Linked DNA regions of Homo sapiens: region 2 is linked to region 1. The links are chromatin loops, found by intact Hi-C in ENCODE. Cell type or tissue: gastrocnemius medialis. All regions are shown on one strand. Each heading gives the region's core, and the rest is flanking DNA. Links, peaks and the distances in the headings are about the cores only.

Region 1 (2,930 bases), core at 295-2,794:
AAGAATCAATACTGATACCATAACATTGATCCAAAAAGATAAGAAACGGCATCCTATCTTTTTATGAAAATGGAAAAGTCATATAAATTTAAAAGAAGCTGTGAGAACCGTGGGAGATTAGACACAGTAAAAGACACAAATCGTATTTGTCCCTCATTAATGTAAAGCAGGGGAATTGCCCTGCAGGTTTCCATGTGAGAATATGTTATGCTTTATGGTGGAAGGAGGGTAAAAAAGTCAAAACAACCAGACTTTACCCCTAGATTTAACTAAGGACTAGCTCGACCACATTCTAGTTGTGGGGCATTTAATTATGAGCTCAAGACTGGTGATCAGTGCTCTTATTATAATACCTACTCCACAAGTGTGTGAAGAATCAAGTGCCTAGCATCCTGTCTTGCGCCTCGGAGGCACTCAATAGACAGGAGTTTAAGTCATTGCTGAGAGGAAGATAAATGAACTTATGACTTCTCTGCAGGTCAAGCAACTCACTATACCGATGGCTTCAACCTTCCCACTGCATCATTTCTTCATGTTTTGCAGATCATGAGAAAATGCTGTCATTAGCCAAGTCAGATTGTCTTCTGAACCTTAGGTCAACAACTCTGCCACAGAAAGCCTGCTATGGGCATAATTGTGAAATTAAAGAGAATTTCTGCAATCTCAGATGGCACTTTCTGTCCTCCTTCTGGTCCCACCCCAGGTGTTCTTAATGAACAATCAGCTGTCGGAAAGCTGCCCTAATTCTGCCCCACAGGAAAGAACAACTTCTTAAAGTGTGGTTCTCAAACTCCATGTGTCAGCATCCCCTCAGACGCCACAGGGACAAGCGAGTGGGCTGTCGAGATTGGAACATCCTGAAAACTGCTCAAAATATTCCACATGAAAAAACAAAGAAGTATTTTACCTGTGCGGGGATAGGATTGCAGACCCACAGGAAGTTTTTCTCCACTCTATTATCACAGAAAGGGATGCTCTGAGAATTCATGAACGATTGGGGTTTCTGTTCTGCATTTTTAAAAAGAGGGAGTTTGAAAGTAAGAGAACATTAATCCGATGGAAATGTGTTAAAAATTGATAAGTAAGACTGGAGCATTTGTATTTTGTGTAAATCTCTATTTGTTTTATGTGTTTAAATACCCACCAACAGAAAAACATTTTTAAATTAAAAGAAACCCCACTATCATTTTAAATTAAATTAAAAGAAGTCCTGCAAGTTTGTGAATTGTTAAGAGCTTTGAAATATAGAATTTGCAGAAACACACATAGCTGTAGGATAAAGAACATGATCCATCAGAGTCCGGGTCAGGAAACTAGAAAGCATATTATAACAGATGGAATGTATTATAAATTAATTATAATCAGTTATAAGGAATTGGCTAAGCTAAATAGAGAAGGTAGAATAAAGGGAAGAAATTGCGGTTCCGTCCCAGGTGTTCCTAATGAGCAATCAGCTGTCTGAAAGCTGCCCTAATCAGAGAAGATGCCCGGCAGAGCCATTGTCAGACTCGGACCAGATCTCTGAGGAGAGGGCACTGCCTGGCTGCTATGGGTAACTTTGCAGAAAAAGTGTAGAAAGAAGGTGGAGACTAGAACCAGACCAATTGCTGCTGCCAAGAGAGGGCGGTTGTTGCTGGCGGATGCCGCTGCCAGGAACAGGGACTTCTCCTTCCCTCCCTCCCTTTCTAGCCTTCCAGCAAGCATCCAGTGCCTCCCTCTCAGAGAAGCCTCACAGGCAGCCAAAACTCTATTTCCTATCATCCCAGCCCCAGTGCCATAAAGCTGAGTAAGGAAAGGTGGGTTTGAAGTAGAGAGACAATAGCTTCATAAACCAGCACACTGTCTTCTTAGGAAACCCTTCAAGTAAACTGAAGTAGATTAAAAAAAAAAATCACAGCAGATGCTTCAGCTGGTAACTGCAGTTTGCAAACAAAGAACCGCACTGCTGTAACCCGAGTGGGGAAGCCTCTGCTTATGCCATAGTGATCTTTGCAACTATCCATGCACACAAATAATTTTCTCATGTATTTACTCACCCAGGAAGTATTTACTGAGTTCCTTCTATTTCTAGGCATTTCCTAGGAAGTGGAGTGGGTATAACAGTGAACAACACAGGCAAATTCCCTGTCCTTGTGGAGGTGATGTTGTAACAGGATAGGCAGACAACAAGCATGCTAAAAATAGCCGGTAGTGCTAAGTGTAAAAAGACTGAAGATATGTGGGAACAAAGGGGTATCCAATCCACTTCCTTTTCCTAATGCAACAAACACATAACATTTTAATAAAAACAACTGATTATGCTAGCTCACATGGGCTAATATTTTACATTAACTTTCTTTCATAAGCCATCATTTCATCTGTCGGTGGTTCATACTAAGCAGCCTGGCTCACATCATATCTCTTAAAACAATAAGACCCAGAACCCTAAGATTCACCACTTCTGGTGAGAGCCAAAGTACATATACATGAGCTCCAGCCCTGCACACTGAGGTGGATGAGCTTCAGGACATTCTCTTTAAGACTGTTCTTGTGTCCCAGACATAGCATGTAGGGGTCTGAAATAATCCTCAAAGAGCTTTAATGATGAACTTTGCAAGAGAAGATATTTGGGAGAAGTAGAAAACCAGAGGACATGTTTCAGAGACTGGTCCTTCTTTTCAAACTTCAGGGGAAAATCACCTACTTGTATCTTAGCGTATAGTTGGTTGCCTGAATGAAATAATTTCAAATGATGGTTATTCTAATTCTGTCATATTTTTTACTTTAGGCAAAATAAATATTACAAATGTCTTGACTCCAATTTGTTTTGCTTCTTCAAGGCACCATAACTACTGAAATATTGAGGATATAAATCAAACCTGTTGTGTACATATTTCTTGTGGTGACCTATGTTAGAAAAATAACTGAGGCTGTAGCATGCATTTACTAAT
Region 2 (2,930 bases), core at 316-2,815, 120 kb before region 1:
TGCTATCTGGATATGAGTTAGTACATTTTAAATATGTGTTTCTTTTCCCCTTTCTTTGACTTAGTTCCATTCTGGGTTACCAGCTTAAAATACTGACAAGCTATTAGTTTATTTGGGCTTTTAAGGGCGCTATGCTAAACTAACATCAGCTTGCAAGTATTTATGGAACACTCCAAATATGTAATGATCCCTGCACTATATTTAAAATAATAGCAATAAACCCTGTAAGAAATGTACAGTCAAGTAAATTAAGATGGTGAAGCAAAATGGTATCATGAGGATAATTACATTGTCTATGTATGTGTGTTAGCACATCACGTGTGTTAGAATTAAGGGAATAGTGTTGGTGCTCCACACCTAGGCAATAAAAGAGGATAATAAATGTTCAGAAGTTTATGTCTAAAATATCAGATTTTAATAGACATTTCAGGTTTCATTTTCACCAGGGTTTTTAGTCTTTTCTTTTGTAACAAAAGAAGGTTGAGACTAGACGATGCATTTTTTTCAAATGGAAGAATGTTTATATATGTAAAAATGTATGTGTGTAAATACATATATATATATATATATATATATGGTATATACAACATTCTCCATGGAATTTTTCAAATTAAGGGTTTAGACAATAGAGGAATACATTAGTAAGACTCTTAAGCTCCCTGGTAGCAAAGCCCTCATCTGTAAAAAGAGAATGTAGATCCTGAGGCTAGGAAAGAGTAGGCTCACATTTTAGGAAGAAATGTAAACAACTTGAGCTTCAGTTTCTTCACCAATATACATACATTGTATTCATATCCGTATCCATATATTCCACACTATAAGGAAGTGAAGAGTAAAGATACATGTGTAAATATTTACTGTAATGCCTAACTGAATAGAGCATACACTAAATGAAGATGAATAATTATAACACTACTGCATTACTTTTAAACTTTTTCCATTATAATTTTTAAAATATTATTTAAATTGAGGTCATGCTTAATGAAATGAGAAAACAGTTCCCATGTTGTATTAAATCCTCTCATTCTTCTCTTTTCCATTATTTTTTAAACACTTGCTTTATTTATTATGACATTTTAACTATAGATCATAAAAACCAAACTGAAAACAATTTAGTGTTGATTTTACAACCTTTCTGGGCTTGGTAATGTATGTCATTGCCTCCTGAATTTTGCTGGTCAAGGTAAGATCAAGTAGTTAAACTGTAAGTACTATAATGAAATGAAAATGGAGGAGAAATGAAGAGAGCTACTCTATCTCCTGGAGGCATCTCAACCTTGAAAAGCTTCATACTTAGGATACTACGTAAGTTTATTATAATTTATTCATGTAGTTTTTAAGCTTTAACATTTCTAACTTTTTTATTATAAATAAACATAGGAAAAATAATTCAGATAACAAGTGGTAAATATACATATCACAACCCATAACGGACTAAAGTTGTGCTAGTATTACCCACATTTACCTTCTCTTTATATAACATAGATTTTTGTTTTTCACAAAATATTTGAAACCGTTTGTGACAGAATTGTCCCAAAGTTGGCAAACTTTTGTAGAAGTCCCTTGAAAAGTATTTTAAAGTTACGTGATTATACAACTTATAGGTAACTATGTATTTTTTTGTGAAGGTACTGCAGGTTACAGAATGAAAATGATATAAATCACTTAATATACATCCATAGTAAGTTTTCATTATTATATGAATGTTGTACTGTTGTAGAGTATATATTAAATATCAAGGGTCTTTATAGGGTATGTTACTAGGATTATAGACAAAATTCAAAAGGCATTCATGATGTGAAGGTTATGAGTAATATTCCTTGAAGCACTTTTAATTGGAGCAGAAATTCTTTTCCTAACCAAAAAAAAATCTGTCCTGGCCATTTTAAACACTTTTAGTTACATTTTTCCAATGCAATCAACTCACCACAGTCCCATAAATACATAATACTTTTTCCAGCTGGAAAAAAAATTTCCAGCATTTTTCCATAATAAATACTTATTGTTGTATGCTACAAAGTTTTGGAGCGGATTTGTTATATAGCAATAGCTGTATGCCTGGGGACCTATAGAAAAGAACAATCACAACTGTGTAGGAGGTTACATATGCTTAAGTATCTTAGAAAAAAATTGCATTATATACATTGTTAATCAAGTTACTTCATGAATTCTATAAAGAAAAGTAATGACATATTTTTCAAGTATGATACTGAAAGGTAGCATTTGAAAGTTTTGCCTGAATCTCTCTTGAATATGACTCTTAAATAAGGAATAGCATGTGTGTTAGTTTACATTTACCTTGAAGAGTTCATTTCTTGCTGAAGCTGATTTATTGTACAGATCATACCTAATTAATTTTCATTTTAAAATATTATTCTGAAACTAAATCTGGCACTCCTGATGCCTGCTTCTTCTTGATAATGATGTCAGGAATTATTTTGAGTAACCAGCATAGATTGGTTAATTTTTAGAAATAACGTGACTATTTTAATGTAGTGGTTTTACCTTTTAGCTCTTACTTATGAATGGAATATCATGCCACTGAATGATTACATTAAGTGACTTTTAAAAATATTTTATTGGATTAAATGTTTCTTTACCAAATTTTCCATTTTGTTAGAAACCAATTTTCATTAATAATCATAAAATTCATACTACCAGTAATACTAAAACAGAACCACAGATGATGAAGAATTAGCCAAGTAGGTTGTAAATTAGGCAAAAGGAGGAAAACAGTCTTCCCTACATTAGCCATTGGACATGTTTGGCTTGTTTAATGGAAAGGCAGGGGTTGTTCAGGCAATGGGAAGAAAATAAAATATTTCAGAAGGCAGAGACTCAACAGTAACTACTAATCAAATATGTCAAACCTTAAAACTTCTGGAGCAACAAGGCCTTAAATCAATACCACCATTTTACTTCAAAAGACA

What was found. A loop is a pair of places that touch in the nucleus more often than their neighbours do. Peaks named below come from ENCODE experiments on the same cell type or tissue, not always from the same donor. Only the 100,000 strongest peaks of a DNase experiment are listed, where the experiment ranks them.
Region 2: it touches region 1 in a loop (2.2-fold over the local background); 5 of 110 quality-filtered maps call a loop at or near these places.

The regions. Positions count from the first base shown.
Region 1 is chr12:15,001,013-15,003,942 of GRCh38, reverse strand. LINC01489 (long intergenic non-protein coding RNA 1489) reads right to left here and starts at 2,110. Exons shown (of 4, transcript NR_120466.1): 1 at 2,037-2,110; 2 at 908-1,008. In gastrocnemius medialis, for the core only: no CTCF peak of the experiment used is centred there; a DNase peak (open chromatin) is centred at 1,632; H3K4me3 peaks cover 738 bases; H3K27ac peaks cover 1,213 bases.
Region 2 is chr12:15,123,775-15,126,704 of GRCh38, reverse strand. All of the region lies in intron 2 of RERG (RAS like estrogen regulated growth inhibitor), which reads left to right. Among named protein-coding and RNA genes, the nearest start is that of RERG-IT1, 11 kb to the right of the region's middle. In gastrocnemius medialis, for the core only: no CTCF peak of the experiment used is centred there; no DNase peak of the experiment used is centred there.